Linked DNA regions of Homo sapiens: regions 2 and 3 are each linked to region 1. The links are chromatin loops, found by intact Hi-C in ENCODE. Cell type or tissue: A673. All regions are shown on one strand. Links, peaks and the distances in the headings refer to the core of each region. The heading gives the core; the rest is flanking DNA.

The links. A loop is a pair of places that touch in the nucleus more often than their neighbours do. Peaks named below come from ENCODE experiments on the same cell type or tissue, not always from the same donor. Only the 100,000 strongest peaks of a DNase experiment are listed, where the experiment ranks them.
Region 2: it touches region 1 in a loop (10-fold over the local background); 2 of 110 quality-filtered maps call a loop at or near these places.
Region 3: a loop joins it to region 1, with 2.4 times the contacts of the local background. A loop is called at or near these places in 15 of 110 quality-filtered maps.

What each region holds. Positions count from the first base shown.
Region 1 is chr16:66,264,297-66,274,991 of GRCh38, forward strand. No RefSeq gene overlaps it. Among named protein-coding and RNA genes, the nearest start is that of CDH5, 97 kb to the right of the region's middle. In A673, for the core only: CTCF peaks have their summits at 6,339 (motif pointing left) and 6,540; DNase peaks (open chromatin) are centred at 2,475, 5,745 and 6,255; H3K27ac peaks cover 3,647 bases.
Region 2 is chr16:65,543,048-65,553,742 of GRCh38, forward strand. The region is part of intron 2 of LINC00922 (long intergenic non-protein coding RNA 922); the gene reads right to left. Among named protein-coding and RNA genes, the nearest start is that of LINC00922, 28 kb to the right of the region's middle. In A673, for the core only: a CTCF peak has its summit at 5,603 (motif pointing right); DNase peaks (open chromatin) are centred at 944, 1,254, 1,484, 3,474 and 2 weaker places; H3K27ac peaks cover 6,681 bases.
Region 3 is chr16:66,339,925-66,350,619 of GRCh38, forward strand. No RefSeq gene overlaps it. Among named protein-coding and RNA genes, the nearest start is that of CDH5, 21 kb to the right of the region's middle. In A673, for the core only: CTCF peaks have their summits at 2,557 (motif pointing right), 4,825 (motif pointing left) and 5,030; DNase peaks (open chromatin) are centred at 2,597 and 4,797.

The DNA.
Region 1 (10,695 bases), core at 1,594-9,593:
CAGAAATCACCCAGCTGCTCCATAGAGGGGCTGAGCCCCCTCCAATTACTGTCATGTAACCTTCTCTAACTTGATTCCCCTTATCTTATCTATAATAGATAAATGTCCAGTCCAGGGAGGGGAAAATTTTCCAAAAACCTAGTATAATAAACCACAAAAATGCCAGCTGTCACCAGCAGGAAGCAGTCCCCATTAGTGGGCACAGAGCAATCCTCACAGCTCCCACCAAGCTCCCTGTCCAGGGAAGAGTGTTCCTGAAGTCCCCCCACCTTCCCCGCTCACTCAGTCAGTGACATTTATGAAGTGCTCACTCTGAGCCAGCCTGGAGGACAGCATGGTGCCTGCCAGCCTCCAGCTACTCCCAGTATGGGGGAGCAAGCAGCCAGCCCAGAGACGATGTCCTTGTTGTCCGGAATGTCGTGGACACCGGCCATGGGTTCCCTCTCCTCGACCTCCTGTCAGCCACTTGGAAGGGCCCGGGCAGGACAGCCAGCGGGAGCCTTGGTTAAATCCGCCCTCTCTGCAGGAGCTACGCATCCTAATTCTGCCTTGGCAGAGACATGAGCGGTTGGCGGTCCAGGCCATGGTAGGGGATGGCAGAACACGGGATAAGACTGCCCGTGGGCCTCACTGCTTCCTGACTGGGCGCTAAAGTATCCACACTGCAAGGCTCTGGAATGCTGATGGGCTCCGGAAAGCACGAGGGGCCAGGCCAGCTGCAGAGGCCATGGGACTCCAGGGGAGAAGGGAGGGCTTATGGAGGAAGCACAAAGAGAGGGAATTTCTACCCAGGGTCATCTGTGCCCCTGTCACTACCAGGCCCCACTGGTTGTTGGAAGAGGGAGCACAGGCCTTTTCATCTTGTCCATCCAAGGACTCCATGAGCCTTCCCCTCAAGCCTGTGGGGTCTACCCCAGGTCATCTGCGCCCCAATCACTACCAGGCCCCACTGTTCGAACGGGGAGCACAGGCCTTTTCATCTTGTCCATCAAAGGTCTCCATGAGCCTTCACCTCAAGCCTGTGGGGCAGGGGGCATAGCACTCAGTGAGAAGGGTAGAAGCCTGGGTTCAACCACAGCCTCCCTGTCTTAGACAAGCCACTTAAACTGCCTGAGCCTCAGTTGCTTCGTCTGCAGAGTCAAGCTAATATAGCTGTACCCACCTGAAAGGGTTGTGAGGTCAGCTGGGATGAAATGGGAGAAGTGCACATAGTAAGTGCTCATTCAATGACAAATGTTAATATCATTACTACTATTATTACTTCCAAATGGGGAGCTGAGGGGCCAGGTGAGTTATCCCCAACAACACATAGCAGGAAAGGAAGTTGCGAGGCCCTGTCCTGGAGTGCTGAGCCAGGCCTGCTCTCTGCCAGCCGCACAGGGTACGTCCCACTGTAATGCCTCCGAGTTCCTCCATCACAAATCAGACATGTTTCTGATGTGGAAGTAAGTTGTAGAGGTTGTAACACAAACTACTGGACACAGCTGAGCCCAGAGCCCACTGCACTGGGTCACTTCGGGGTGAATCTTGGCTGAGTATCTTGAGGCAGGTCACCAGTCCTATCTGGGCTAATTTTCTCCAGCTATAAGATGAGGTGGGGCCGGGTGCAGTGTCTCACACCTATAATCCCAGCACTTAGGGCGGCCGAGGCCGGTGGATCACTTGAGGTCACAATTTGAGACTAGCCTGGACAACATGGTCAAACCCCGTCTCTACTAAAAATACAAAAAATAGCCGGGTGTGGTTGCAGGTGTCTGTAATCCCAGCTACTCGGGAGGCTAGGCAGGAAAATCACTTGAACCCAGGAGGCGGAGTTTGCAGTGAGCCAAGATCCCACCACTGCACGCCAGCCTGAATGACAGAGGGAGACACCATCTCAAAAAAAAAAAAAAAAAAAAAGAAGGGGTGGAATTGGATGGTTCTGCCATCCTCTGTGACCAGAGAACAATCCATTTCACCCCACAGACCCCCTGTCCTCTCCCCTGCTGGACCCCCCACCAGCCTTCAATGAATTTGAACACTGACACTATCAGATAAAGCCTGTTGCTGCTTGAGGTCAGAGCAAGGGATGTCAAAAATTGCCGGAAATTTTTCAGTCGTGAAAAAAAAAAAAAGCACAGGAGAGGCTGGAATACGAGCAGTTTTCAGTATGTATTTTTAGGACCCTGTACAGGCCTGAAGTTCCTTTGATGAGTTTAGAAACAAAAACATGTGTGTGTGGTATGTTTGCTTGATTTAGACATGGGTGTGACTGGAGTTAAAACAGCTTCCCCGTTTGGATTTTGTGATTTGTTGGGAAAAGCCAGAATGTTCTTCAGAACAAAAAGACATTCCTGGCCCCCATCACCACCGCCCCATCCATCTTCCTTTCTTTTGTTTCTCCTTGGTCTTCCTTCCCTGTTCTGAGTAGGCGGCTCAGTCTCTGAGCAATCAGACCCCACCCCCACCCCGTGAGGTCCCTCCAAGTGTAGCATCCAGCCCCGACCGCAGCCTACGCCTCGCCCCAGCAGCTGCAGACAATTGCATCCAGATGTGCATGCAGTGGGCCGGCCAGGAACTGCCCTGGCGGCCACCACTGGAGAGCCCAGCAGTGACAGCTCAGCCTCGGGGCCAGCAGGCTCCCAGGACCCCCACTCACCTCCCAGCAGACGTTCCTCGCAAACCCCATCAGGAAACGCTCCAGAAAGATCGGGCTATTCGTTCGGGGCTCTGCGGGGCTGACCCTGAGCACTCACACCCCATCCCACATGCTGTCCAGGCATGCTCACTGGCTCTGATCCCCACAGGAAGAACTCGCCCAGCTTAGGGACCGGGTTTTCCTGGACTGTGGGGGAGCGTATGTGTCCACGTTGCAGCCAGGCATGGACCGTGGGTCTGAACAGGCAGAGACCTCTGAGACCACAGGGCTGTGGTTTCTTCCCTGCATCTGGATCCTCGTAAGGTGGCCAGGCAGAAACCACAAGCCACATACCTTCCTACACACCTTCTCTCCTAGGACCCCTGCAAGGGTCCTGTTGAGCAGATGTTACCAGCCCACTTCTGGATAAGCCCAACGAGCTCAGAAATCTTCAAGAAGCAACTGGACCAGTGGGAAATGCAGGTCTGGGTGATTCCAGCCTGAGGCCTGAGACTGAGCCCAGTTTCCTCAGGCTCCAGACAACTGGGTGGCCAGGACCCGGCCGGTCAGCCCCATCTGGGGTGGTCAGGGTGGGGCACAGATGCTGAAAGTCGCTCCCACTGTGCACAGGTGGGGCCCTGGCTGAGGCAGGTCAGGACCTCGTGACCTGTTACCCCCCCCCCACACACACACAACCACACACACAACCATTCATACCCATGGAGAAACTGGGCACAATCGTAGACACACAAGTCTCACACAAGCTGACATATATGCGGGTTGACCCACAAACACACACACACACACACACACTGCCTGCTGGGCTGGTCTGGCAGGGCCTGGGGTAGGTCAGTCCTTTGAGGGGAAGGGCAGCTGCTCTTGTATTTCTGCCTGGGTCCCCCCGAAGGCAACAAGATATCAGCCCTTGAGTCTGGACTCTGGCCAAGGGGAGAGGGGACAGAAGGAATGAGAGTTAGAAGAGAGCAACGCAGCAGAAGAGGAGAGGGAGAAGAGAACAAAAGGAAAAGGAGGGAAGGAGGAGGGGGAAGAGATGAGGAAGAGCAGAGAAGGAAGGGTGCATGAGGAAGAGGGAAGCGGGGAAAGGAGGACAGGGAATGGGACAGGGGAAGGAGAGAGTGCAGGAGTAGGCCCTCTCGTAAGCCCCAGCGAGGGCAAAAAACATAATCTCCAGGTCTGGAATCAGACACATAATACATTGGACTTCTATGAGCACGTGTGACCTTATGCAAGTTACTCAACATCTCTCAGCCTCAGTTTCTTTTTCTCTAAAATGGAGATAATACAGTAGCCCCTTTCATAGAGAGGCATAGAACATATTGAACAGTCCCAGGTACATGGGAGAGCTTGATAAGGTTGCAAGAAAGATGGAACAGGTACTGGAGGCCCGAGCAAAGTCATATGCTTCCCGTATCCGGCCCGTGGTGAGTGCTTGGAGGATTTAACTGCTGTTATTTCTAATACTGCCGTCATCTTCCTCACATGCCAGGCACTGCTCCAAGTGTCTTTGTATCTATTACCTCATCTGACCTGCCAACAACCTTACAAGTGATTAGACTCATGATCCCTATTTTATAGATGGGTTAGGCAGAGGCCCAGAGAGGTTGAAAAACGACTTGTTCAAAGACACACAGCTGGCAAGTGGTGAAGCCAGCATACAGGATGGTCTCCAAAGCTTACATTTGCAACTGTCACTACAGGGCACAGTATTTCCTGTTTAAATCATGATTTTTAAAAATTAAAGTAAATGGCAGAGCATGGTGGCTCATGCCTGTAATCCCAGCACCTTGGGAGGCTGAGGCAGGCAGATCACCTAAGGTGAGGAGTTCGAGGCCAACCTGACCAATATGGTGAAACCCCGTCTCTACTAAAAATACAAAAATTAGCCGGGCATGGTGGTGGGTGTCTGTAATCCCAGCTACTTGGGAGGCTGAGGCAGGAGAATCACTTCAGCTGGGGAGGCGGAGGTTGCAGTGAGCCGAGATCACACCACTGCACTCCAGCCTGGGCAACAAGAGCGAGACTCCGTCTCAAAACAAAAAGAAAAAATAAAGTAAACAAGGTGGGATCCTAATAACCAACATTTATTGAGCATGTGCCATGTGCCAGGCCCTGTGCAGAATGTTTATGTCCTTGAATGCTCACAATGACCTCAAGAAATACATAGTATTAATATTTTTAATGAGGAAACAGAAGCACAGAAGGGTTAGGTAATTTGCTCAGGGTCACCAGCCAGGAAGAGAAGGACCCAAGTTCAAGCTCAGGTAGTGCTCCCAGAGACATCCTCTTCACCACTCAGCTAGAGATAGATCAACCTCATATTGTGATATTGAACAGTCTCTAAGATACATTTTTAAAATATATTTTAAGTCAAAAGCAAGGTATAGAGCAGCCTGTCTACGGTGCTATATTTTCTAAAGGAGACATATGGCCTGACACGTTTTTCTCTGCACAGAGTATCTGGAAAGCTATGTAGGAAGCTTGTACCAATTGCTGCCTGCAGGAAGAGGAACTGGGAGGCTGGGGTCAAGGAGGCAGAGAGATGCAGCACTTTTAGACCCTTTCCATATTTTATCCCTGCCTTTAAAAGGATGAATGTGTAGCGTCCCTTTCAGAAAGAAATGATTTTCACTCCTTGGTCAGTTTCATGGAGACATGGTGTTAGCTGGTATTTCCAGAGGGTACTCCCTGCTCAGGACTCGGGTTACGGGGAGGCCCGAATTTCTGTGTGATCTGTCACCCTCCAGTTGGAAATGACCCTCTCATTGTTGACAGCACACTAGAACAAGTTTGTCCAACTTGCGGCCTGCGGCCCAAGGTGAGTTCAGGGTTCCAACAATCAAGTCAAAGATGCCTGGAGGGAGGGAGGGAGGGAGGGAGGGGGCTGGGGGCAGCAGGATAGACCCTGCACTGCACAGGAAAGCAGGTCCCCTCTGCGGAGGGGAGACCCGGAATCAAACCAAGAGTCCTCTGCTGAACCAGCAGTTAGAGAGAGGGAGGGAGGGGAGACAGGGAGGGAGGGAGAGAAGAGGAAGGGAGGGAGACAGGGAAGCAGGGGGAGGGAGAGCCCCAGGAAGAACGGAAAGCAGGAAGGAGGGAGGGAGGGAAGAAGAGAGACGAGGAGGGAGGGGAGGGAGAGAGAGAGGGAGGGGGGAGGTAAGGCCCCAGGAAGGAGGGAGGGAGGGAGAAAGGAAGAAAAGAAGGAAGGGAGGACGGGAGGGAGGGAGGGAGAAGCAGAGGAGAGGGAAACGAAGAGAGAAAGGAGAGGGTGGAAGAAAGGAAAAATGGAGGGAGAGGAAGGGGAGAAAATGAAGGAGGGAGGGAGGAAAGCAGCCTTCTCTGGTGCTGAGATCAGAGGGATCTCAGCCGGGATCTGGCTGAGTGCGGCACCGAGTTCAGGGCCCAGTGACTGAGAAGAGAAACCTGAAGGCCTCGAGCTGAGGAGCTGCCACGCGGGCGGCAGGCGGTGCCACTTTGCAGAAGCGCAAACTGAGGCCAGAGGGGCAGCGGATCTCAGCTGGGTCCCCACGCTCGGCAGGAGACCGGGTGCTCCCCGCGGGGCCTGTGAGCGGGCCGCCAGGGCTGGGCTGGGGGTGGCAGCGCCGAACCGGGAGCGCAGCGCAGGGTCCGGGTTCGCTGGGAGGCCGGCGGCGGCCGCGTGGCCACAGCGCCCCCTGGCGGCTACGGGAGTCCTGCACGCAGCGGCCGCGTCTCCACGCCTTCCTGGAGCAGAAGGTTGCCTGCCCGCTGCGTGGCCCCCGGGTTCCCAGACAGCCCGCCCCGTCCCTAGCGCTCCGAAATGGCTGCCACCTGGCGTCTGGCCTGGGCAAACGAGGTATCCCATCTGTATGTATTTAAAAGCGGACAGCAGGGTGCCCGCTGCTGTCACCCCACCGCCTAAAGAGGATAGACACTTATCTTCCCCTAAATGTGTAATTAGCAATTCCAGTGTGACCCCTCTCCTCATCGGACTTTAGTTCAAACTCAGGCAGCGGAAGCCATGTCCTTTTTCTGTGTGAAATTTAGGATTCCAAAAGGACAGCCCCTGCCGTCTGCACTGCCCACCCTAGTAACAGCTCACACCTTCCCATCCTGGCTTCCCTGGATCTAAGCACTTCTCAGGCGTTAGTCCTCACCTCAGACCGATTATTATCCCCTCCTGGGCGAGGTAACTGAGACACAGAGAGAGATTAAGGAACTCACCCAAAACCACACAGGTAGAGGGGAAGCTAGGATTTTAACCCAGGCAGCCTTGATTGCAAAAGAGAAAAGGGGAGAAAAGGAATGAGAGGGGGCAGAAAGAGAAAATTTACTTCTAAGACAAGGCAGTGCTGGAGCGCGTCTGCCTCCATTTTGTGTGAGGGGTCTAGGAAGCCTTATTAGAAGTCTCCCAGCTCCTTTCCAGAGCCTGGCATCAGGATGAGGCAGTGAGGCGGGGAGCCCCAGACTGGGCTCACACACAGGGAGCTGCCCAGGCCAAGGTTTGGGCAGCTGAATGGAGGGAGAGGAGTTCTGCCCGCCCCACCCCATCCCATGCACCCAGGCCTCTCTATCTCTGCTGGCCTGGGGATGGGTCCACCAGGGTAGAGGTAAGCAGGTTTTGGAGAAGAATGCATCATGGAGCTTATGCCTGTCTAGGTGACTTCTCCAAGCCTCAGAAGATGCCCGTGGCACAGTGACTCACTGTGGCTTCAGATTCAGCTCTGGCCCTCCCTTCTCTCGAGCCCCACCCTTGGAAGAAATGCAAGGACAGAAACTTCACTGAACTCCTGATTTTTGTGCCTGGCCCCAAAGACAAGGGGGCTAGGGTCTGTGCATTCCAGAGACTTCCTCTTAGCTGAGATCTGAAATCCCCAAGTTTTCCAGTCAAGCTGTTGTAAACCCGTCCAGATCTCTGCGCACCTCCTCCCGGTGGCCTGCAGACTGCAGAGCTGAGCCCAGAGGCCCAGTTCAGTGGGCAGGCTACAGGGGAGGGAGGGGAACCAGAGCCAGAAGGAGAGGGGCGTCTCTGAGACTGGGCTCCCACATTCACCTGGAATCATCTTTGAAGTGGAAAGATTAACACGGGATTCAGTTTCCCCTTTGTGAATGAGTGGTGTTGGAAACTACACAGAGATTCCTCTGTGCCGGTCAGGCCCTGCAACCCCAGGACCAAGAGAGGGATGAATCTTGATAAAACCTTGGGATGGAGAAAGGCAAGAAGGGTGCCATTCACACACACCCCATCAGTCTCATTGTTCCCTGCCATTACCACTACCCTGGAGAAGGACACCAAACAGCTGCTTATTAAAACACATTACCTGAGGCCAGGCTTGGTGACTCACATGTCCAATCCATGACAGGCAGGTTGCTTGAGGCCAGGAGTTCGAGACCAGCCTGGCCAACACGGCAAAACCTCATCTCTACTAAAAATACAAAAATTAGCCGGACGTGGTGGTGCATGCCTGTAGTCCCAGCTTTCTGGGAGGCTTAGGCATGAGAATTGCTTCAACCCGGGAGGCGGAGGTTGCAGTGAGCCAACATGGTGCTACTGCATTCCAGCCTGGGTGATAAAGCAAGACTCTGTCTCAAAAATAAAAATAAAAATAAACACATTACCTGAGCCGCTGAATGTGTCAACACTCAGATGGACTCGCTCTTTCTTTGTAAATGGCTGGACCTTGGTGCAAGGCATGCTGGGAACTTGGATCTGTGGGGACGGGGGTCTGGGGAGCCCCTGACACCTTCCTGGAACAGGCCATGCTCCTCCCACCAGCCTCAGGCCCTTTGCATGTGTGGCTCGCTCTGCCTCGACTGCTCTCCCCCTACCCCTTTCACCCATGACACAATGAGTCTTTCTTCAGCAGCAAGAAAAATGGTTTCTTCTCCAGGAAGCTTTTCCCGAGCCTAGTGTAAAGCTCTAAGGCAGCAGGGGTCAGGTGGCTTATGTGGGGTTCCCAGAAGGCACAGCCTGAGATAAGACTGGAGTGCAGGTTGTTTATTTGGGAGAGGTTCCCAGACAGCAAGAGTGAAGGATTGAGGGAAAATGGCATAGGGAGGAGTAAGATCATTAAAAGTTGTGTTGCGGTCATCAATGCTTTGGGCAACAGAGGCTCAGTGCAGCTGGGACCTCCTGACAAGCAGCATGAAGTCCCCAGAATCAGTCCCCTAAAGGCCAAGAGCCTGGAGCATTCATCCACCAGCTCCCAGCCCTCATTGGCTGAGAGCTTCCCCGGACAAGATTCATGCCCTGTATTGACTGCATTTTCTTATTTTCTGTATTCCTGATGCTCCGGCATTTGGGGCCTTGATCCTGGAGAGACTGCCCCTCCCAGAGCTAGCTAATTCCTAGAGACAGCAAAGGACTCCCCTGTGACTGCACCTTTGATGTACAAAGCAATCGTTCCAGAGCCCACACCCCCAACCGTCCAACTGCCAAGTCAATATTCTCTCTGCCCTAAATCACTACAGGGCCAAGAACCAGACAACTAGGAATGACCTTGAAAGCCCAGAGCCCTCCACAGTGATTCACACTATCCATCCTAAGCTAACTCAGTCTACCTACCCTGCCTTGCCCACACCTTCCCAAGAAATCCTCAACAAAGGCTCTGAGCCTTGCTCTCCCCTCTCCCTCTTCTGCCTTCTGACCCTGGCGCTTCCCATGTGTTCCAGGTAGCAGTGTGCAGTGCCTCCCATTTCTAGAGTACTTAGTATAAACTTCTTCCTTTATGACAATCATCTCCCTGCCTGCGTGTCTGACCATACTGATTAAAACAAATCCTGGGTACATTTTAACTCGTGCCTTCACACCGCCAGGCTTGCATGGGCTAAGAGTGTTCCCACAACGCTGGAGAAGACCCTGAGGCAGAAAACCAACAGGCATCTGTCCCATACATGAAGTGGATGCTGTAAGAGCAAGGCAAGCTTTCTGAGCTGTCAGGGAAACGGCCACCGGCCACTGTCGCTGGCACTGAAATCACAGCTGGCCAAGGAATGTGATGAGCAGGGTGCCAGAGGTGTCTGCTGCATCCCATGTGCTTGTTTGCTTGTTTTTCTCACCATTGATCCCCCAGTGCCTAGCACAGTACTGGCATGGTGTGGGGACTTAGTCATTACCTGCTGAACTCATGAATTGAATTAGTGAGTGACTGAGTGAGTGAACCTTGTAAGCCCCAAAGGAGAATGACTAACAGTCCAATAGAAGACATTCAAAGGTTCCCAGCCAGTGAGGTCCAGTGGTCAAGTTTATCCCAGCAATAACCCAGCTAATAGCACCCTCCAGTGGCCAAGGTCCCAGGGCTGGTCAAAGCTAGGTCAGGTGGCGGAGCTGTCAGCCCAGCAAGGAAACTGAGGCAGAAAACTAAAGGAGTTCATGGGATGTTAAGCCTTCACTCCTGCAATGGCTTGCATTTAAACAAGACTCCTTACAGGCCCCAGGGCAAGATCAGGTATGGGCGGGCGTAGTGAACACGAAGAAGCCCAGAGATTTACAATGGGCAGGACCAGGGTAACAAATCCAAACAGAAAAATAGAATCCATAAACCTCTTCTCCTAGGCTTCAGAAGGTTCCAGATTCATCTCCCTGAATGGCCACCACAGAGAAGTGGCACAAGAGTGTCACACCTAGGGTGCAAAGGACTGCCTGCTATCCATCATAATCATAAATGTGTATACTGTCATAAACTTCCAGAAGATGGCAGTAAAGAGACTCATGCTAAGAAAATCAGTACATTACAATAATTTTCCATATATGGAAGTGTCTTGAGAAAGGGAGAGGTTTTGCCTAATCTGTTTAAATGTGCTGTGTGACCTGGTGAGCAGATTTTTTTCCCTTCCTCAGTGAGTTTTGCCCAGGCTCAGAAACCCCGCAGGCCCCTAGAGCATAAACCAAGGGAAAGCAAAAGTCAACAGACATACAGGCAAGGAAGCGGGGGCAGGTGGCGGGGCAAGGCTGGTTTCCTCTGCGTCTCCTTGGTTGCATCTCTAGCCTCATTCGTGCAATAAACACTTGCTGAACTCTGTTGGGCACATTGGGGGTGGGTGAGGGACACATATGACCAAGATTGGGTCCTTTTGCTCAG
Region 2 (10,695 bases), core at 844-8,843, 720 kb before region 1:
TCCGTTTCCCAGGCTCAAGCGATCCTCCTGCCTCAGCCTCCTGAGTAACTGGGACCACAGGCAAATGCCACCATGCCCAGCTAATTTTCATATTTTCTGTAGAGACAGGTTTCACCATGTTGCCCAGGCTGGTCTCAAACTCCTGAGCTCAAGTGATCCACCTGCCTCAGCCTCCCAAAGTGCTGGGATTACAGGTGTGAGCTCCCAGCCATCTCATATTTAATGTCATTCTTAAATTATCTAGAAACTAAGAAACAAAGGATAAAAGCTTCTGCACAGTCAGAGAAGGCAATGTTCATTCTGTTCCCTCTTTATTTGCACATACTTATTCAGGTTTTTCACTCTTATTTTACACAGAACTCAAATGTCTGTAATTACCTGATATTCAAACCCACAGCATATTAGAAACAGTAACTGGAAAGAGAGAAGAGTGGGTACACGAACAATTAGGCATAAGGATTTAAAACACGAAACCATCTAGAAACATTTAGTTCAGGGGCAAAGTGTCTTTGTGCACCTCAGTTTCCCCTAACAGCTTTAGTTTATTTAAGCAGAGCAGCATAATCTGTGCTCATAAAGATATTTCCAAATTATTTTTTAAATCCAAATAATGTTGTGTATACTGCACTTGAAATAGTGGCAATAGTTTTTTCTGTTTGTGTGCTTGTTTGCTTGCTTTTAAAATATTTTTCATTCAAAACAGTCAAAATAAAATAAGTAATTGCTTCAGTGTTTAAAGCGCAGAAGCCTTGGATCTATGGAAAGTAAGAGTACCCAGTATAACTCATTAACTCAATAAACATTTACTGTGTAAAAATTGTACATCAGGAACCGTGGATGGAGAAATAAATAATATTGATCCCTGTCTTCAGGAAGCTCAACATTTAATTTGAGAATATGTCCCCAGGGATCTGCATTGCTGAGATTTTTATGGTATAAAAGGATGATGGTTAAATCCTTCCTGTTCTACGAGTCTTAGGACTCCCAGAGGTGAGCACCACTGAATCAAAGCCTTGAAGTTTGAGAAGAAGCAACAGGATTCATATATTAAGGAAAGAAGGAAGGAAGGAAGAAAACAGGGAAGGAAGAAGGGAGGAAGGAAGGAAGGAAGGAAGGAAGGAAGGAAGGAAGGAAGGGAGGGAGGGAGGGAGGAAGGAAGGAAGGGAGGGAGGGAGGGAGGAAGGAAGGAAGGAAGGTAGGTAGGTCTTGGAGTCAGAGAAGTTGGTACATCCCCCATCTCTGCTACTAACTTTCTGATTGACTTTATAAACCAGTCAATTTTTCTGGGTCTCATCAAATTTTTCAGAAGGAAGGAAAGAAGAAAGGAAGGAAGGAAAGAAGGAAGGAGGGAGGGAGGGAGGGAGGGAGGGAGGGAGGAAGGAAGGAAGGAAGGAAGGAAGGAAGGAAGGAAGGAAGGAAGGAAAGGGGAAAACTGAAAAAGGTTGGCCAGACCGAACTGGAAGCTGGAGGGTAAAGAAATCCCCTGGTGCAGATGGTAGAGGTCAGGCACAGAGCAGAGTGAAAACAGAGCACGTCTGGAGAGGCAAATAGAACATGTTCATTCCTGCCACACTGATCCATTCCAACATGGAGTCCACTTTGCTCAGGATCAAAGGACATTTTCCCATTAGCATCAGAAGTGGTCTCATGATCCTTCTCAGCAAGCCCTCCAGGCAGAGTAGAGTCATTGGTTAAAATTGGACCGTAAGTTGGGCCATATTTCCCATCCTTGCCCAACACAGTCTTGAACCTTCTTTCATATTCTTTTTTCGTTGGTTTGATTGTCTTGATTTTAGTAATGCCTTATCACTTTTTGAAAGGTGATTTTAACTTGTGTTTGCTGAAACCACCATATTGATAATGCTTTGTGGATATAAAATATCCAGAGAGACAGAAACATTGTCATGAAAAAAAAAGCACTGGACTTTGTTTTAGAAATCTCCGTATCTTACTAACGAGATTGGCTGATCTTGGACAAGTCATGTGCTTCATGGGAGCCTAAGATCTAACCTATGTGTAGTAGGAATGATGAAGTTACCTCCCAGAACACCAAGGATGTTAACTTTTACAAGGGAAAAATACAAAAAAAAAAAAAAAAAAAAAAAAGGTGCTGCATGATTCATAAGAAAGTAGTGATTTTTTAGTTTAGTTATTATTTTTTAATAAGGCATCATAAAGAGGTGAAGAGATCAAGCTGTAGGTTAGAAAACAAGGCTTTGAAACTTGGCTCTGGAACTTCCTAGCTGGGTGACAATGAGCAAATGTCATAATCTTTCCAAACCTCAGTTTCCTTATCTACAAATGGGAATGACTGCAGCACCCACCTCACAGGCTACTTGTTTCATGATATTCAATGAGGATAACCAAAAGCATTAATTATTACTGCCTTGTTATGGCTGCAGAGGATGCCTTCAGAGCAGGGAGCAAGTCCATACGTTATTCACTAATTTGATAGCATTTATTGTGCCTTGTCAGGGTCTAAGATTTATGATTTAGCTGGAGACAGACATCAACAGGCCTTTCTACTTCTCCTGAGACCACAGCCATAAACAAAATTAAACTCCTGAGTGCTGTTCCCTCCAAACATTTCTCCTCAATTTTGTTTGCCCAAGTTTCAGAGACCATTACTTCAGTCATGATTTTCAATGTGAGCTGATTGAAATCACTGGTCTTGGAGTCAGAGAGGTTGGTGCATCCATCCCCCATCTGTGCTGCTAACTTTCTTATTGACTCTATAAACCAGTAAATTTCTCTGGATCTCATCAAATTTTTCTGAGGAGAGAAACGAAGGAAGGAAGGCAGGGAGGGAGGGAGGGAAGCATTGATTTACACCAGACAACCCACTAAAAGTTTTCATTTTATAATAACTGTAACACCATCAACCATTCTTTGAAAGCACATCTGTTGGCTTCCAGAGTTTCTTCATCACTCTTAGACGTGGAAGGTGTTTAACAAGCTCAAAAAGACACACAAATATCAAGCACCTACTCTGTGACTGGCATCAGATCTATATTTAATACACTTTGGGTATTTTCTGAAACAAAGATGATTTTCCATAACCAATTCCCAAACCAAGAACATGCATGCATCTGTGTCCGGCAGAGTGGAAGTAATGAACATGAATGCCACCTTTGTTAAATTCTGAAATGGACCTAAAGGTGCCCGAATTCTATATAAAGTCATATTGCTAAGCTTTGATTCATACCTAATTTCCTCAAATGGGAAGGGTGGAGGATTAGTTGAATGAAGGGCTGCTGTAGAAAGAGCAACACATGTCTTCTTGGCGAATGTCTGCTTTTCTTCCAGTTATTAGAGTTAATGCCAGCACAGGAAGGGAGCAGCAGGGGCCAGAGTTGTTTTTCCCCTTAGAGCAACAGGGAGAATGTACTGCAGATAAGAGTCACCCGAGTGTTTGGCTTTTGGAAATGGAATTAGAATTGCTGTATACATGTCAACTGGATCTGGGAAGCCTGACAATTCTTCTCCCTGCCCCCATCTCTTAATTCTGATTACTGCCAGACTGAGACCTATCTATCAGTTCTGAACGTTAAGTGCAAGAAAGGTTTCATTGTGAGGGGAGGGTTGGGGGGAACTGGCCTTATTTTACCAGGAGAAGGCTATTATCTTGCAACAGCTGTTTATAGTTAACTGCAGCCCATACTTAAAGCCTGAATGTTAGAGCCTTATTTAGTGCCTGTGGATTTGTGGTGAACAGAGTCAGGCTTAACTCTTTCTTCCCCACGTTGCTAATGATAGAAATGAGGTGGAGGGGATCTGCAAACAAAGAGGGTGACACGGAAGAGGGCTGGAGCATGGAAGCAGGGCAAGCAGTTATTTCAAATGAGGGTGACTACTGAGGTTTTACTGCATGTTAGGGATGCATGGAGCATGTTGCATGCATTATTTCCATTAATTTTGACCATCAGCACTCTGATATTGATATGATTCCACCTATTTCACAGGGGAGAAAAAGGAGGCTTAAGCAAGAACGCCAGGATTCAAGTCCAGAAGAATTCAACTGCAGAACCAAAGCTCATAAACCCTAGATATGTATCTTGTTAATTCAGAAGCTTTAACTGAGGATATTCAAGATGGCCTGCACTGTGCTGGCCTAGCTATCATGGATAGAGGGTTTCCACCCCACAGGACCCTTAGGCTGGCCAGAAAGGTAAGCGAATACAGTTGATACACTGAGGATGGAGAAAGGCAGTGAAAACCACATAAACTTCTCACTCTAGGGGAAACAGAGTAGATCAGAACTCAGAGGAATTTAGGGAGGGTGGCAGAATTTATACAAACGAAGCTCATTTCAAGAAGAGAACACAGCTGCTGAAATACATACATACATACACACACATACATACACATGTATATACGTACATGCATTGCAGAGAGAAACACTCAGAATTGTTTCAGAGAGGGCTGGGAGGGGTAAGCAGGGCCCGAGCCCCAGGAGCACTCTGGCTGCCCCTGCACAAACTTAGACTTGATTTCTACAGGTGACAAGCAACAAGGTGGTCAGAGCTACATTTTAGAAAGGTCACTCTGGCTGCAGGGGCAACAAGGTTGTGGAGGTGGCAAAAGATGTCAAGAAAAGTCAGTACATTCTATGACAACCCAGGGAAAGGAAAAAAAGGCCAGAACTATAGAAGTGGGCAGTTGGGAATGGAATCAAGAGATGTGTTGCAGGTAGAACAAGTAGAAATGTGTTCATTTCTTTGCCTCTCTAAAGACTAAAGAGAGGTTAAATTTTCCAGCAGGAAGTTGGAAGGAGCATTGCTCAAACCACTAACCCAACCCCAAATGATATACATTCCTGAGGGTTACAATGCTAACCAGTGGTGTTGGGGGTGGCAGTGAGACTGCACCAGCACACACACACACACACACACACACACTTTCATTTACTCAAAACGTCTGGAATTTTTGCTCTCCTCTTTGTTTGACTCCAACATCTTTTCTGATGACAAAGAAAACCAAAGATTTTGAAATCCATTGTTGAGCACAAAGAGAGGCGGAGTAAGAGGGTTGTGGGGGAAAAGTTGGCCGACTCTGAACTTTATACCCTGCCTTGGTACCCAACAATTCGCAGTGGGAGAGAGAGTAGCTTGCCAAAGAGCTCTGTGTGACTGGGCTAAGCTAGAAGAATATGTAAAGTTCAAGATGAAAAGACAGCCCTCACAGCTGAAAACAGAGCTGGGAGCTAACAGAGCTTGGGAAAGGAGACTTCACAAAGAAAAGTGCTTATCTGCAAACTCGTTTCTCTGCAGCAAACGCTCCCAGGACCTCTGGCAAAAGGAATTCCTGGACACAGGCCTTTCCACTGAGCTTTTAGTGATCTGTGGTTAATTACTTCTCGCCAGGCTCTCTTCTACAGCCAATCCATGGGGCAACCTGCAGAGGCCTGGGGTAGAGGTTTTGCCATTTTAATTCCAACATTCAACAAAGTTAAAGTTTTACAACTGCAGAACTGGGAAGAACCTTACTTCTCCTTCTACTCAGAATTCCTAATTTTTGCTGGAGTGGTGGGTCAGACAATACAGGGAGAAAGGCCAGGCTGCCTGTGAGACAGCAGCATCTGCTGCCTGCAGGGGGCTGGGGATACCAGCAAGGGGTGTCTCTCCTGCTGTAAGGAAGTCCAGGAGAATCTGACGGTCACTCAGCAAAAAGGGCTGTTCTGGTCTGCCCCAGGGCATTCTTGCAATTGAGCCACAGATTTGCTACCATTGGCCAAATGGACTAAGGCTTCTTCCAGCACTGCATCCTGGACTCGCATGATTTTACATCAAAACAAAACAAGTTTCCTGAAAAGAAGGTGTTTTAGACAGGGTTCTCCAGAGAAACAGAAAAGCATGTCTATTCTATCTATCTAGCTATCTACCTATGTATCAATACTATCAAGAGATTTTTTAAAAATTGGCTCCTGAGGCTACAGGGGACAGCAGGTCTGAAATTTATAAGCCAGGCCAGCCCATTCAGGTCAGAGTGGATGTTGCAGTCTTGAGTCCAAATTCCACAGCGCAGCAAGATGGAAACTTAGGCAGGGTTTTTAATTTTGCAGTCTTGAGAATTCATTCATCAGGGAACTTCTGTCTTTGCTTTTAAGGTCTTTAACTGATTGGATGAGGCCCACCCACATCTCTTAAAGTCTACTGATTTAAATGTCGATCACACTGTTAAAATACCTTCACAGAAAAATTTAGACTAGCATTTGACCAAACGAGCAGGCACCATAGCCTAACCAAGTTGACACATAAAACTTACCATCATAGAAGGTATTACAACAGTGTGTAAAGCAAGACAAAAGTCTATATATTGTGGAATATATAACTGGCAAAGGATTGAGATTAATACAGGACCATGCATTTTATTGTACTCAAAACCATTTCAGATAACTGAATTTCCTACACACTAGAGAGAATAATGACCCCCCACCTAACTCAAAGATTCCCAGTCCCCTGCCCCACTTGCAGTCCCCACCAACACACCCACTAGAGGCCTATTCCTCCAGGAGTCCGGGGTCCCTATCAACCTCCCTTGGACCTCAGACAGTGGGCAGCACTGACCAGTGACATACACCAAGTGGGGATGTCCTCCAGCCTGGGAGACCCTGTGTGCTAGGGATAAAGTCGCTGCCTTCAAATTTTTGTCTTTTCTTCCCTAACTAGGGTTTAACTCAGGCCATTCTACATCTACCTGCACCCCCACCCCTATTTTCAGCCTTCCCAGATCAAGCTGACATGTATACAGCAATTCTATTTTCATTTCCAAAAGCCAAACACCCGGGTGAGTCTTATCTCTGGTACATTCTCCCTGTTGCTCTAAGGGGAAAAACAACTCTGGCCCCTGCTGCTCCCTTCCTGTGCTGGCACTAACTCTAATAACTGGAAAAAAAGCAGACATTTGCCAAGAAGACATATGTGTTGCTCTTTCTACAGCAGCCCTTCATTCAACTAATCCTCCACCCTTCCCATTTGAGGAAATTAGGTATGAATCAAAGCTTAGCAATATGACTTTATATAGAATTTGGGTGCATTTAGGTCCATTTCAGAATTTAGCAAAGGTGGCATTCATGTTCATTACTTCCACTCTGCCGGACACAGATGCATGCATGTTCTTGGTTTGGGAATTGGTTATGGAAAATCATCTTTCTTTCAGAAAATACCCAAAGTGAATTAAATATAGATCTGATGCCAGGCACAGAGTAGGTGCTTAATATTTGTGTGTCTTTTTGAGCTCGTTAAACCCCTTACAAGTCTAAGAGAGATGAAGAAACTCTGGAAGCCAACAGATGTGCTTTCAAAGAATGGTTGATGGTGTTATAGTTATTAAAATGAAAACTTTTAGTGGGTTGTCTAGTGTAAATGAACCTTCCTTCTTCCTTCCTTTCTTTCTCCCTCCCTCTGTCCTTTCCTCCCTCCTTTCCTCCCTTCCTTCCTTTCTTCCTTCTTGTATTTTATTGATTACAATAACTCAAAACTTTTAGTGGGTTGTCTGGTGTAAATGAATCTTCCTTCCTTTCTTTCTTCCTTCCTTCTTCCCTCCCTCCCTCTCTCCCTTTCTTCCTTCCTTCCTTCCCTCTTTCTTTCCTTTCTATTAGCTATTTTTTTCTGATGTGGTCATGTATTTGACCACGAGGAGAATTCCAATGCATTTCAAAAAGCATAAGTTACACAAAACTTCTTGTTTTGCCACTATAAAACAAAATTAGAAATTAAGAAGCAGCAGCCAGGTGTGGTGGCTCACACCTGTAATCCCAGCACTTTGGGAGGCTGAGGGGGGTGGATAGCTTAAAGCCAAGAGTTCAAGACTACCTGGGCAACATGGCAAATCCTCATCTCCACCAAAATTACAAAAATTATTTAGTCTCATGACCGTGTTTCAAAAAAAAAATTAAAAAGCAAAACAAAACATATGAGATAACAAATACATATATAGCGATTTTTCCTGATGCACTCCCTCCCTCCACTGCCCTCCTTCCCCCAATTGTGGGTTTTTATGTTCCTTCTTATTTTAAACCAAGAGATAACAAAAGGGAAAAACATTTTAGGGAGACATAAATTCAAAAAAAAAAGTCGCTGGAGCCAAGATGGCCGAATAGGAACAGCTCCAGTCTACAGCTCCCAGAGTGAGCGATGCAGAAGACGGGTGATTTCTGCATTTCCATCTGAGGTACCGGGTTCTTCTCACCAGGGAGTGCCAGACAGTAGGCGCAGGACAGTGGGTGCAGCACACCCTACGCAAGCGGAAGAAGGACGAGGCATTGCCTCAGGAAGCGCAAGGAGTCAGGGAGTTCCCTTTCCTAGTCAAAGAAAGGGGTGACAGACGGCACCTGGAAAATCGGGTCACTCCCACCCCAATACTGCGCTTTTCTGACGAGCTTAAAAAACGGCACACCAGGAGATTATATCCCGCACCTGGCTCAGAGGGTCCTATGCCCACGCAGTCTCGCTGACTGCTAGCACAGCAGTCTGAGATCAAACTGCAAGGCGGCAGCAAGGCTGGGGAAGGGGCGCCCGCCATTGCCCAGGCTTGCTTAGGTAAACAAAGCAGCCGGGAAGCTCGAACTGGGTGGAGCCCACCACAGCTCAAGGAGGCCTGCCTGCCTCTGTAGGCTCCACCTCTGGGGGCAGGGCACAGACAAACAAAAAGACAGCAGTAACCTCTGCAGACTTAAATGTCCCTGTTTGACAGCTTTGAAGAGAGCAGTGGTTCTCCCAGCACGCAGCTGGAGATCTGAGAAGGGGCAGACTGCTTCCTCAAGTGGGTCCCTGACCCCTGACCCCCGAGCAGCCTAACTGGGAGGCACCCCCAAGTAGGGGCAGACTGACACCTCACACGGCTGGGTACTCCTCTGAGACAAACCTTCCAGAGGAACGATCACACAGCAGCATTCACAGTTCACGAAAATCCGCTGTTCTGCAGCCACTGCTGCTGGTACCCAGGCAAACAGGGTCTGGAGTGGACCTCTAGCAAACTCCAACAGACCTGCAGCTGAGGGTCCTGTCTGTTAGAAGGAAAACTAACAAACAGAAAGGACATCCACACCTAAAACCCATCTGTACATCACCATCATCAAAGACCAAAAGTAGATAAAACCACAAAGATGGGGAAAAAACAGAGCAGAAAAACTGGAAACTCTAAAAAGCAGAGCGCCTCTCCTCCTCCAAAGGAACGCAGCTCCTCACCAGCAACGGAACAAAGCTGGATGGAGAATGACTTTGACAAGTTGAGAGAAGAAGGCTTCAGATGATCAAACTACTCCGAGCTACAGGAGGAAATTCAAACCAAAAGCAAAGAAGTTTAAAACTTTGAAAAAAATGTAGACAAATGTATAACTAGAATAACCAATATAGAGAAGTGCTTAAAGGAGCTGATGGAGCTAAAAGCCAAGGCTTGAGAACTACGTGAAGAATGCAGAAGCCTCAGGAGCCGAAGCAATCAACTGGAAGAAAGGGTATCAGTGATGGAAGATGAAATGAATGAAATGAAGTGAGAAGGGAAGTTTAGAGAAAAAAGAATAAAAAGAAAGGAACAAAGCCTCCAAGAAATATGGGACTATGTGAAAAGCCCAAATCTACGTCTGATTGGTGTACCTGAAAGTGATGGGGAGAATGGAACCAAGTTGGAAAACACTCTTCAGGATATTATCCAGGAGAACTTCCCTAATCTAGCAAGGCAGGCCAACGTTCAGATTGAGGAAATACAGAGAACGCCACAAAGATACTCCTCGAGAAGAGCAACTCCAAGACACATAATTGTCAGATTCACCAAAGTGGAAATGAAGGAAAAAATGTTAAGGGCAGCCAGAGAGAAAGGTCGGGTTACCCACAAAGGGACGCCCATCAGACTAACAGTGGATCTCTCGGCAGAAACTCTACAAGCCAGAAGACAGTGGGGACCAATATTCAACATTCTTAAAGAAAAGAATTTTCAACCCAGAATTTCATATCCAGCCAAACTAAGCTTCATAAGTGAAGGAGAAATAAAATACTTTACAGACAAGCAAATGCTGAGAGATTTTGCCACCACCAGGCCTGCCCTAAAAGAGCTCCTGAAGGAAGCATTAAACATGGCAAGGAACAACCGGTACCACCCACTGCAAAAACATACCAAATTGTAAAGACCGTCGAGGCTAGGAAGAAACTGCATCAACTAATGAGCAAAATAACCAGCTAACATCATAATGACAGGATCAAATTCACACATAACAATATTAACTTTAAATGTAAATGGACTAAATTCTCCAATTAAAAGGCACAGACTGGCAAATTGGATAAAGAGTCAAGACCCATCAGTGTGCTGTATTCAGGAAACCCATTTCACGTGCAGACACACACATAGGCTCAAAATAAAAGGATGGAGGAAGATCTACCGAGCAAATGGAAAACAAAAAAAGGCAGGGGTTGCAATCCTAGTATCTGATAAAACAGACTTTAAACCAACAAAGATCAAAAGAGACAAAGAAGGCCATTACATAATGGTAAAGGGATCAATTCAACAAGAATAGCTAACTATCCTAAATATATATGCACCCAATACAGGAGCACCCAGATTCATAAAGCAAGTCCTGAGTGACCTACAAAGAGACTTAGACTCCCACATAATAACAATGGGAGACTTTAACACCCCGCTGTCAACATTAGACAGATCAATGAGACAGAAAGTCAACAAGGATACCCAGGAATTGAACTC
Region 3 (10,695 bases), core at 897-8,896, 75 kb after region 1:
CAGTGGTGCCATCTCGGCTCACTGCAACCTCCTCCTCCCCGGTTTAAGTGATTCTCCTGCCTTAGCCTCACCAGTAGCTGGAATTACAAGTACCCACCACTACGCCTGGCTAATTTTTGTATTTTTAGTAGAGACAGGGTTTCACCATGTTGGCCAGGCTAGTCTCAAACTCCTGACTTCAGGTGACCCGCCCACCTTGGCCTCTCAAAGTGCTGGGATTACAGGCATGAGCCACCGCACCCAGCCTATGGAGTCTTTTTTATTGTCACAGCTGGGTGGATGCACTGTCCTCTAGTGGGTGAAGGCCGAGGATGTTACTATCTACATATCCTACGATACACAGGACAGCCACCCCCACCTCCAATAAAGAATTATCCATCCAAAAACTCAATAGCATCACTGTTGAAAACCCTGACGTAGAACATGCTGGATAAAAATGGTAGCTACCAGTCACATATGACAATTAAGCACTTGCTAAGTGGCTAGTGAAACTAAAGAACTAAATGTTTTGTTTTTATTTTAATTCAATTCATACTTTATGAAATCTAAATGCTAATCAGGTATTTCCAGCAAAATGTTAACATCTGAATTGAGATGTCCTGTAAGTATAAAATATACACCAAATTTCAATGTCACAGTGTAAAAAAAACTCACTGATAATTTTTTATTAATTACATGTTGATTTGATTATATATATACACTATATATATACACACACACATATGTGTATATATACATGTATATATTTTTAGACAGTCTCTCTCTGTCACTCAGGCTGGAGTATAGTAGTGTGATCTCAGCTCACTACAACCTCCGCCTCCCAACTTTAAGTGATTCTCCTGCCTCAGCCTCCCAAGTAGCTGGGACTGCAGGCGTGTGCCACCATGCCTGGCTAGTTTTTGTATTTTTAGTAGAGACAGGGTTTCACCATGTTGGCCAGGCTGGTCTGGAACTCCTAGACTCAAGCAATCCTCCCACCTCAGCCTCCCAAAGTGCTGGGATTACAGGCGTGAGCTACTGCACCCAGCCTAATTTGATAACATTTTTGATAGATTGAGTTAAATAAATATTATCAATGTTGATTTCACCTGTTTCTTTTTACCTACTAGAAAATGTTAAACAGGTGGCATGCACTGTATTTCTATAGAAAAGAGCTGGTGTAGAAATCTCGGATTCTCCAGCATAGATAGTCCTGGGTCAAACAGAGTAGAACATTCTGGATAGGGAAGTTGGAGGTAGAGGGGGAGATGAGATGAAGAGGGGAGAGGAAGGTAGATCACAGGCTCTGGGAGGAGTTTGTAGCTCCCATGACCTAAGTCACTGGGGAGGCACTGGAGGATTTTAAGCAACAGAATGATGTAATTAGATTTGTGTTCTACAAAGATCCCTCTGGCAAAAGTGCGAAATGGATTGGAAAAAGACAACTCTGACTTTTCCATAGAAGATGTCCTAGCAGAGATTGTGACTGTATTAGGCTCCTCATTGCATCTGCCATGCCACCTGGCAGACGCATGAGTGACACTCAGTAAATACTTGAATGAATCAATCAATCCCAATCAGTCAATGGCAGGTGCTAAAGAAACCCCTGGCGCTCTGTTCCCTGGTCCAAGGTCATACCTGAGTGTGGTCCAGGAGACAGCAGAGCCTGTTTCTCATCTTTTCTGAGTACAGATTAATCCCCAGCTCTCACCCTCCTACATTAAAAAAAAAAAAAAAAGGAGCATGAAGAAAAATATCATTTCTTGGAAAGCAACACTTCTCAGTGGCTGTTTTTCTTCTTCAAATTATTAGGCGAGAATATGTTTTTCAGAGGGAGGAATTGAAGGCATAAAGCCCAGAATCCATGTTCCCCAAAAAATTGTGTTTACTTTCTATGCAAAGAGAAGCGAGGCGAATGGAAACTCCATCAGCTGGGGAGTGGGTGCTGTGGAGCCTTACGGAGAGTGTATTAGTCCGTTTTCACACTGCTATAAAGATACTACCCCAGACTGGGTAATTTATAAACAAAAGAGGTTTAATTGACTCACAGTTCCACATGGCTGGGGAGGCCTCAGAAACTTACAGTCATGGCAGAAGGGGAAGCAGGCACCTTTTTCACAAGGCAGCAGGAGAGCGAGTGACAGTGAAGAGGGAAGAGCCCCTTATAAAACCATCAGAGCTCCTGAGAACTCACTATCACAAGAACAGCTGGGGGAAACTGCCCCCATGATCCAATCACCTCCCGACGCTTGTGGATTACAATTCAAGATGAGACTTGGGTGGGGACACAGAGCCAAACCATATCAGAGAGCAAGGGACTGGCTCACTGATTCCACCTAGGAGTGGGACAAGGATGGAGCAAAGCAAGTCCCCGACCCCAGCACCAAGCCCACAGCTGATGACTTTCAGGCTGTGTGACCCCGGGCAAGTCTACACAACCTCTCTGGACTCACCCTGGTCCCCCAGGGTAGTTTCTTTAGCACAGGGGGTGGCACCTAAGAGTCCCCAGCAGAAGACCCCACAGACACCTGGATGGGTGGGACAGGAGTGGGAACACAAGGACAGCAAGGGGAACAACTCAGCTGTGCAGCTGCCAGCAGGGGGCAGCAGGGAGGGTGGTCCCTGACCCTCTGGGCTGCAGTTTCCCTGCAAGGAAGGAAGAAATGGGATTGTCCCTAAGCTCCCGTTGATGCTGCGTGTGTGAACTCTCCTCTGTGGGGCATGTGTCAGGCAAGGCGGACACCAGGAAGCCTCAGCAAGCACCAAAATCTAAAGCCGAGGAGAGGGTGGTGAGCTGGAGCTGCCTTTCCTGGGGGAGCACGGGCTCCTTCGAGGGCTGGAGGGGCCCCCACTTCCCAGAACAGTTGGTCAAGGTCTTCTCCCCATCCTCCTTAACAAATTCCTTTCTGGTGGAAGGAGTGCCCCCCCCCCGCCACCTCCCCGTTCCTCTTCCTGCAGACTGGCATTGCCCACTCCTGTCCCCACCCCAAAGGTTAACATCGCAAAGAGAGGGACATTTTTTACTATAATTCAAGGGGAAGGGGGGCACAATGAGGCCTGTGTCCCACGCTGTCAGGAAGTTCACCTCTGTGGTGTGAGGGTTACGTGGATGGATGTTCAGATATCGTGCCTGGAAACTCCTTCTCCCTCTCCTCCTCTGCCTTCAAAGCTTCCCCACCACCTTCCAGAAGGAGAACAATGGAAAACCCCCAGCAGGGGCTCAATGCAGGAGAGTGGGAACCCAGGAACGGTGGGTGAGGCAGTAAAAAGACTGAGCCATAGGAGGAGGACCAGAAACATCTGCCACCCTCAGAAGTGGACAAAGACCCCACGTCCCGGAACAGAGCCTAGGAGATGCCGAAGGGACCAGAGCGGTCTCCCCCAGTGGTGTGTGTGAATAATCGATGGTTCCCCTAAAACTGGAGCGGAAAAAAACTATGTTCGCCACCTGCGATTTGTGTGCTGGGCCCTCCCCTCCCCCAGTAAGGGGCTAGAGCCTCAGAACACACAAAGCAAAATACACACTGAGCGCTTCCAACACTGCCTCCTGGCTTCTGCCAGGAGTGTCTTCTCTGCCAGAGACCATGAATTCCCCTGACCCTGAGTCTTTTCTCACCCCATTTCCCAGCCCAAGTTCCCCTCGCTTCCTCTCTGACCTTCCCAGACTGTGGGACCACCTTCTCCAGGCCACTTCACTGGCCCCATAAGCCTCCTTTATCTGAATACGTATTGCTTTATAAATATTGATCGATGGCCCACTGTGCAAGGCACTTTCACAATCAAAATCCCATTTCATCTTCATAGCAAGCTTTGGAAGCCGACTGTGGAATTGTGCCCACTTTTCAGATGAGGACTTTGAGGCCCTCAGGTTCAGGTCCCTGGGCAGAGCTGTCCAGCAGTTATTTGTGACTGGAAGAAACTCAAGTCATGTACCCCTGCTCCCCTCCTCCTCTTCCACTTCCTCACGGTCATCATCCCCTCCATCCCCACAGTCTGAGGGAGAGAGCATCCACGCCAGCTGGCTTGATAAGGTGGAAAGAGCACAGACTTTGGAGTTAGATGTGGGTTTGAGTCCTGACTCTGCTACTCACCAGCTTTTTGATCCAGGTAAATCTTCTCATCCCCTCATCTGGCAGGGACTAAGTAGCCTTAACTACAAATTGGAGGTTTTGTCATCCAGACCCCATCAAATAGCCAAAAGGAGATGATGAGGCAGTATGGATGCAGCTCCTCGTACCGGGTCAGTAGAGATGGCATCATTGTCCTCATCACAGCGATGGCGAGTCACAGGTGAGGAAGGTGAGGCCAACAGATGCCAAGCAACTTGCCCGAGATCCCATAGCAGGCAAGCAGCCAAGATGAGCTTCAGATTCAGGTCTCTTGACTCTAGCTTGAAGGCTATCTTTTGTCCTCCCTCTATTTCTACTGAACTTGGTTTCAGCAGGAAGCAGATTGAGCAGCCCAGAGCCAGAGGGCAAGTGACAAGCTGACTTGGCTTTCCTTGAAGAGCATCCATAACCCCACCTTCCTCCAGCTCTGGCAGAGGACAGAGCTCAGCAAAGCCAGTTTCCCAGCCATTCCCCCCAGCCTTGCTAGGCATCAGCCAAGCAAAACATCACCAGGGGATTTAAGAAACACTGTGCATTGGGCATTAAGAGATTGGCCATTGCTGCCTTCTAGTGTCCCTGTAAAAAAGGTCAGTCACTCCAAGGCTTGAAGTTCATGGACCAAAAGAAAAGAATACATTTGGGGGAAAAGAGTTGCCCACACTTTATTTCACACTAAATTAGATTGTGCCACTTTCATTGCTTGACATTCTCCAGTGCTGCCATCTAGTGGTGGATCCGATATAGTAGCCATTAGTCATTATGTAGCCGTTTGAATTTAAATTTAAAGTAATTAAAATTAAATAAACCTGAAATTTCAGTTCTTCAGTCACACTAGCACACTCCAAGTGTTCAGTAGCCACATGCAGGTAGTGGCTACCATATTGACCATTACAGATACAGAACACGTACATCATCACAGAAGCATCTATGGCAGAGGTCCTCAACCCTTGGGCTATGGACGAGGTATGGGTCTGTAGCCTGTTAGGAACCCGGCTGCACAGCAGGAGGTGAGCAGCGGGCAAGTGAGTATTACCACCCGAGCTCCGCCTCCCGTCAGATCAGTGGCAGCATTAGATTCTCGTAGGAGCGCGAACCCTATCGTGAACTGCACATTCGACAGCTCTAGGTTGTGCGCTCCTTATGAGAAACTAATGCCTGATGATCTGAGGTGGAACAGTTTCATCCCGAAAACACCCCTCCACTGTTCATGGGAAAATTGCCTTCCATGAAACCAGTCCCTGGTGCCAAAAAAGTTGGGGACAGTTCCACTGCAGCAGCTTCCCATTATCGGATTTACGATGAAGCATCATACTCCTAGCCATTACCCAGATGATCCAGCCCAAGGCTCAGAGCATGATTTTCCTAAAATCCACAAAGCTAACACATGCTGAAACAGATGTGAACCCATGTCTGGCCCATAAGCATTCGCCATCACTTTCGAGTTCTTCATCACTCCACAGCATGAGGAAAGATCCCTTGTCCTACTCCTCCCAAGCATAGCTCGACCCCTCTTCAGGCCTCTGCCCCGATGGCTTGTCACATGGTAAGTGCTGAGATGCCATTCTGCCCACAACCATACCAAGGTCAAAGGCAGAATAAGGCTCCAAGGTGTGGCCTGCACTCTTCTTTTCCATCCACAGGAGGAGCATTTCCATGGGCCACTAGCTCTTGTCAGCCAAGAGCCCAGAATGGACAGAGAAGGGAGCAGGAGGGATCCTTTTAAAACAACAACAACAAAAAAAAAAAAACATAGCCTGGAAGAAATTTCTTGATGCAACAAACATGTAAACACATGTTTACGCTCAGGGGCACACATCTGGCTGGCACACACTCACACATATAAAAGATAAACACACTCAAGGACACACAGGAGCCAGGTGCGATGGCTCACACCTGTAATCCCAGCACTTGGCAGAAACCAAGGCAGGAGGATCACTTGAGGCCAGGAGTTTGAGACCAGACTGGCCAACATGGTGACACTCTGTCTCTAAAAAGAAAAGAAGAATTTTTTTTAAAAGCAAGGACACACAGGTTCGTTAATACAGACGAACAATGCCCACAACCAAAGCCTTTCACAAAGACAGCCAGGAGTGTCCCCCAACTTAATTAATGAAAAGAGGTTTCTCTGAAGTCGTGGCCTTCCAGTTTTAGCTCTAATAAATCTCCAAGCTCCAAAGACAAGCACCCATGAAGGCTGTTCAGAGGCACACAAGCAGCCTCACAGACTGACTGAAAGCCGGTGAACACATGTGCCAGCAGAATGATGAGGCAACAAGAGACAGGTGCTAAAAGGTGGCCCACAGGGGACAGTCTGGGTGGAGGACAGCAATGATGGCATCCCAGGAAACAAACACATCCCTCTGTCCAGAGCCCTGGACAGACAAAGCAGATACCAGAGCCACCTCCTGGCCGCCCCAGGTGAAACACAAGTCCTCCACAGCACACCCAGTCTCAGTTCAAACCTCCTAGACAACAGCAGTCAAAAAGGTGCTCCACTCCCCCAGCCCCTCCAGAGAGCCCTGATGGGGCTGTGCTGTGGGGCCTGAGTAGAAACCCACAGTGAGGAGAGATAGGTGGGGCAGGGTCCTCCCTCTGATCCTTCCTGACCACTCCTCATGTGGGGGAAGAAAGCCGAAAATACCTAGGTTCTCTGAAAGAATATCCAGTCCCGTGGTTAGACTCTGAGAATACCTGGGACATTCTCAGCACCCAGAAAACACACAGGAGGTAAGGATATTCTATGCAGTCCCCACATCTCAGACTGTCAGAGCTGAAGGGAGGGCATCGCGAAGCTCAGCTGCTCCATTTTGCAGATGTGAAGGCTGAGCCCAGAATGGGCAGTGATCTTCCTCGCAGAGTTGCACAGCCAGTCAGTGTGAAAGCCAGAACTAGAATCCAGTCTCTTGACACCCATCCCAGTGCTCCCTCCCAGCTCTGCTCCTGACCCGGGACAGTCACACCCACCTCCGAGCCTTGGTTGACCCATTTGTAAAATCAGTCTCTTGGCCTTGACAGCCTCTCAGGTTCCTTTCTGCCTCCTCATCATGCCATTCTCTGATACATGAAGTGGGAGAGGGACACAGATTTCCAGAATTTACTCAGTTTGTTCTTTCTGGGGGGCGGATGCAAATGGAGACTGCAGGCAAGGCCCATTGAGATCTCTACACTCATTCATCCAACAAGTACTAATCCACCATCTGCTGGGTACTGGGCTCACAAGGAGGTGGGTACTCCTTGGTCCTGAAGGCAGTGGAGAAAGGCTTCCACTCGTGGAAGGGTGTTGAAAGTGATGTGCCCAGGCTGGGTGCAGTGGCTCACACTTGTAATCCCAGCACTTTGGGAGACCAAGGCAGGTGGGTCACCTGAGGTCAGGAGTTCGAGACCAGCCTGGCCAACATGGTGAAACCCCATCTCTACTAAGAATACAAATATTAGCCAGGCATGATGGCACAGACCTGTAGTCCCCACTACTTGGGAAGCTGAGGCAGGAGAATCGCTTGGACCTGGGAGGCGGAGGTTGCAGTGAGCGGAAATTGCACCACTGCACTCCAGCCTGGGCGACAGAGGTAGACTCCATCAAAAGAAAGAAACAGAGAGAGAGAGAGGGAGGGAGGGAGGGAGGGAGGGAGGAAGGAAGGAAGGAAGGAAGGAAGGAAGGAAGGAAGGAAGGAAGGAAGGAAGGAAGGAAAAAGAAGAAGTGATGTCCCCAGATTTGCATAGGGGACAGATCACCATAACAACCAGGCTGGAATCTGGACTGGAGGTAGGGAGTTGGAGGGCAGCTAAGCTTGGCCCCTGCAGTGGCTCATTCCATAGAGAGAGGCTGTAGCTAGGAGAGTGGAGGCAGTGAATGAAGAGGGAGGCATGGGCTCAAGAGATATTAGAAGCAAAACGTCTCAGGAACTGTTGCTGAATGGATAAGAAGGACAAGTGAGAAAGCGGGGAGCATGAGCTTATGCATGGGCAAGACCTCAGAAGGATGCCCAATACATGGGGCCTCAAGGAGATGTTACTCTCCCACCCACACTCTTGTCACTCTAACCCTTCCATTGAGCTGCCCAGGAGACCCATTGTCCCCTACCTGCTTTCCCCCATTTCCCCCCACCTGCTTTCGGCTGGGGTGTCCCACCCCAGAGGGCTGTGCTGCTTCCAGGAGCCATGTCCAATGAAGGAGCAAGGACTCCTGGGTAGCCCAGATCACGTCTCCCCCAGTGGGGCCAGACCAAGTGTCTTGCCAACTGGCACAGACAACACTCATTGACTCATTCATTCATTTATTCATTCATTCATTCATTTACTCATTTATTCAACCCACCGTGGGCCTGAGGCAGGGCTGGGCACTGGACACCAAAGACAGTAAAGCAGATGCAGGGTTCCTGACCTTGTGGGGCTCACAACCCAGATGGGAGACAGGCAGGAAACACAGAGGCAGACACAAACAGAACTACAAATGGTGGTAAGCGCTCCGAAGGCCAAACCAGAGGCTGAGAAGGGGGCTGAGCGGGGCAGGGTAAGGTCTGGTTGGGAAGGCAGAAGAGGAAAGCACATTGGAGCAGAAACCCGAAGAGTGAGAAGGAGCTGGCTGCGCAAGAAGTGGGGAAGCTGAACAGACATTTCTCAAAAGAAGACGTACAAATGCCAACAGGTTCGTGAAAAATACTCAGCGTCACTAATCATTAGGGAAATGCAAATTAAAACCGCAATGAGATGCCACCCCTCACCTGTTAGAATGGCCATTAACACGAAAATAAAAGACAAGCGTTGGCGAGGATGTGCAGAAAGGGGAAGCCTTGTGCACTGTTGATGGGAATGTAAATTGGCACAGCCATCATAGAAAACAGTATGGGAGTCCCTCGAAAAACTAAAACGAGAACTACCATATGATCCAACAATCTCGCTTCTCCATATATACCCAGAGGAACTGAAATAAAATCGTTAAAGGGATACCTGCAGTCCTGTGTTCGTTACAGCATTATTACAACAGCCAATATACAGAATCAACCTAAGTGCCCATCCCATGGATGAATGAATAAAGAAAATGTGACATACATACACAAATGGAACACTATTCAGCCTTTAAAAAGCAGAAAATCCTGTCATTTCCGGCAATGTAGATGAACCTGGAGGACATTATGCTAAGTGAAATAAGCCAAGCTCTGAAAGACAAATTCCACATGATCTCATCTACATGTGGAATCTAAAAAAAAGTTGAATTCACAGAAGTAGAGAATAGAATAGTGGTTACCAGGGGCTAGTGGGGAGAGTTGGAGGAGGGAATGTGGAGCTGTTGATTAAAAGTTACAAAGTGTCAGCCAGGTTTGGTGGCTCACACCTGTAATCCCAGAACTTTGGGAGGCCGAGGTAGGTGCATCACCTGAGATCAGGAGTTCAAGACCAGCCTGGCCAACATGGTGAAACCCCGTCTCTACTAAAAATCCAAAAATCATTTGGGTGTGGTGGTGCACGCCTGTAATCCCAGCTACTCAGGAGGTTGAGGCAGGAGAATTGCTTGAACCCACGAGGCGGAGGTTGCAGTGAGCCAAGATCACACCATTGCACTCCAGCCTGGGCAACAAGAGGGAAACTCCATCTCAAAAAAAAATCAAAAATACAAAGTGTCACAGAGAGAGGAGGAATAAGTTTTGAGATCTACTGCACAACAGGGTGGCTCTTGTCAATCATATATGTCATATACGGTCATGTGAATAACAACATTTTGGTCAGCAGTGGACCACGTATATGATGGGGGTCCCAAAAGATTGTAATGGAGCTGCTGTATATAGGTGTACTATTTTTTATCTTTTATACCATATTTTTACTGTACCTTTCCTATGTTTAGATATGTTTAGATTTACAAATACTTACCATTCACTACAGAAGCATGTTGTACAGGTTTGTAGTCTAGGAGCAATAGGCTCTACCATATAGCCTAAGTGTGTAGTAGGCTGTATCATCTAGGTTTGTGTGAGTTCACTCCATGATGTTCACACAACAATGAAATTACCTAACAATGCACTTCTCAGAATGTCACCCTGTCGTTAGGTGACTTGTGACTGTATTTCAATAATTAAGACAGTAAGTTTCAAACATCTCACCACAAAAAAAAAAAAAAAAGGCAAATGAAGTGAGGGATATGTTAATTCACTTGATTTAATTATTTCACATTGTATACATGTATGAAAACATCACACTGTACTCCATAAATGTATATAATTATGATTTGTCAGTCAAAGTCATTTTAAAAAGAAGTGGGGAGAAGAGCATTGCAGGCGGAGGGAACAGCACGTACAAGGTTCCGGAGGTGGGAAATCTTACCACCAAGCCAAATGGCTTCATAATACAAGGGAATGTGGTCCAGAGAAGAAAGGATGGACTCAAAGTTACACCAAGCATCAGTGTCAGGGTCAGGAAGAGAAACCGAGCCAGGGGATACCCTGGCTCGAGCCACCACTCCTGCAGAGTGGCCGCATGCCCTGGTTCAGCTCCAGCAACCCCAGGACTCTGCACTCCACCTAACCCTGCCTCAACCTCCATGGTTCAGCGTTTTCATGCTGCCTCCCTGAGCCTCAGTCTTCCCATCTCTAAAATGGGGTTGTTTTCACCTAGA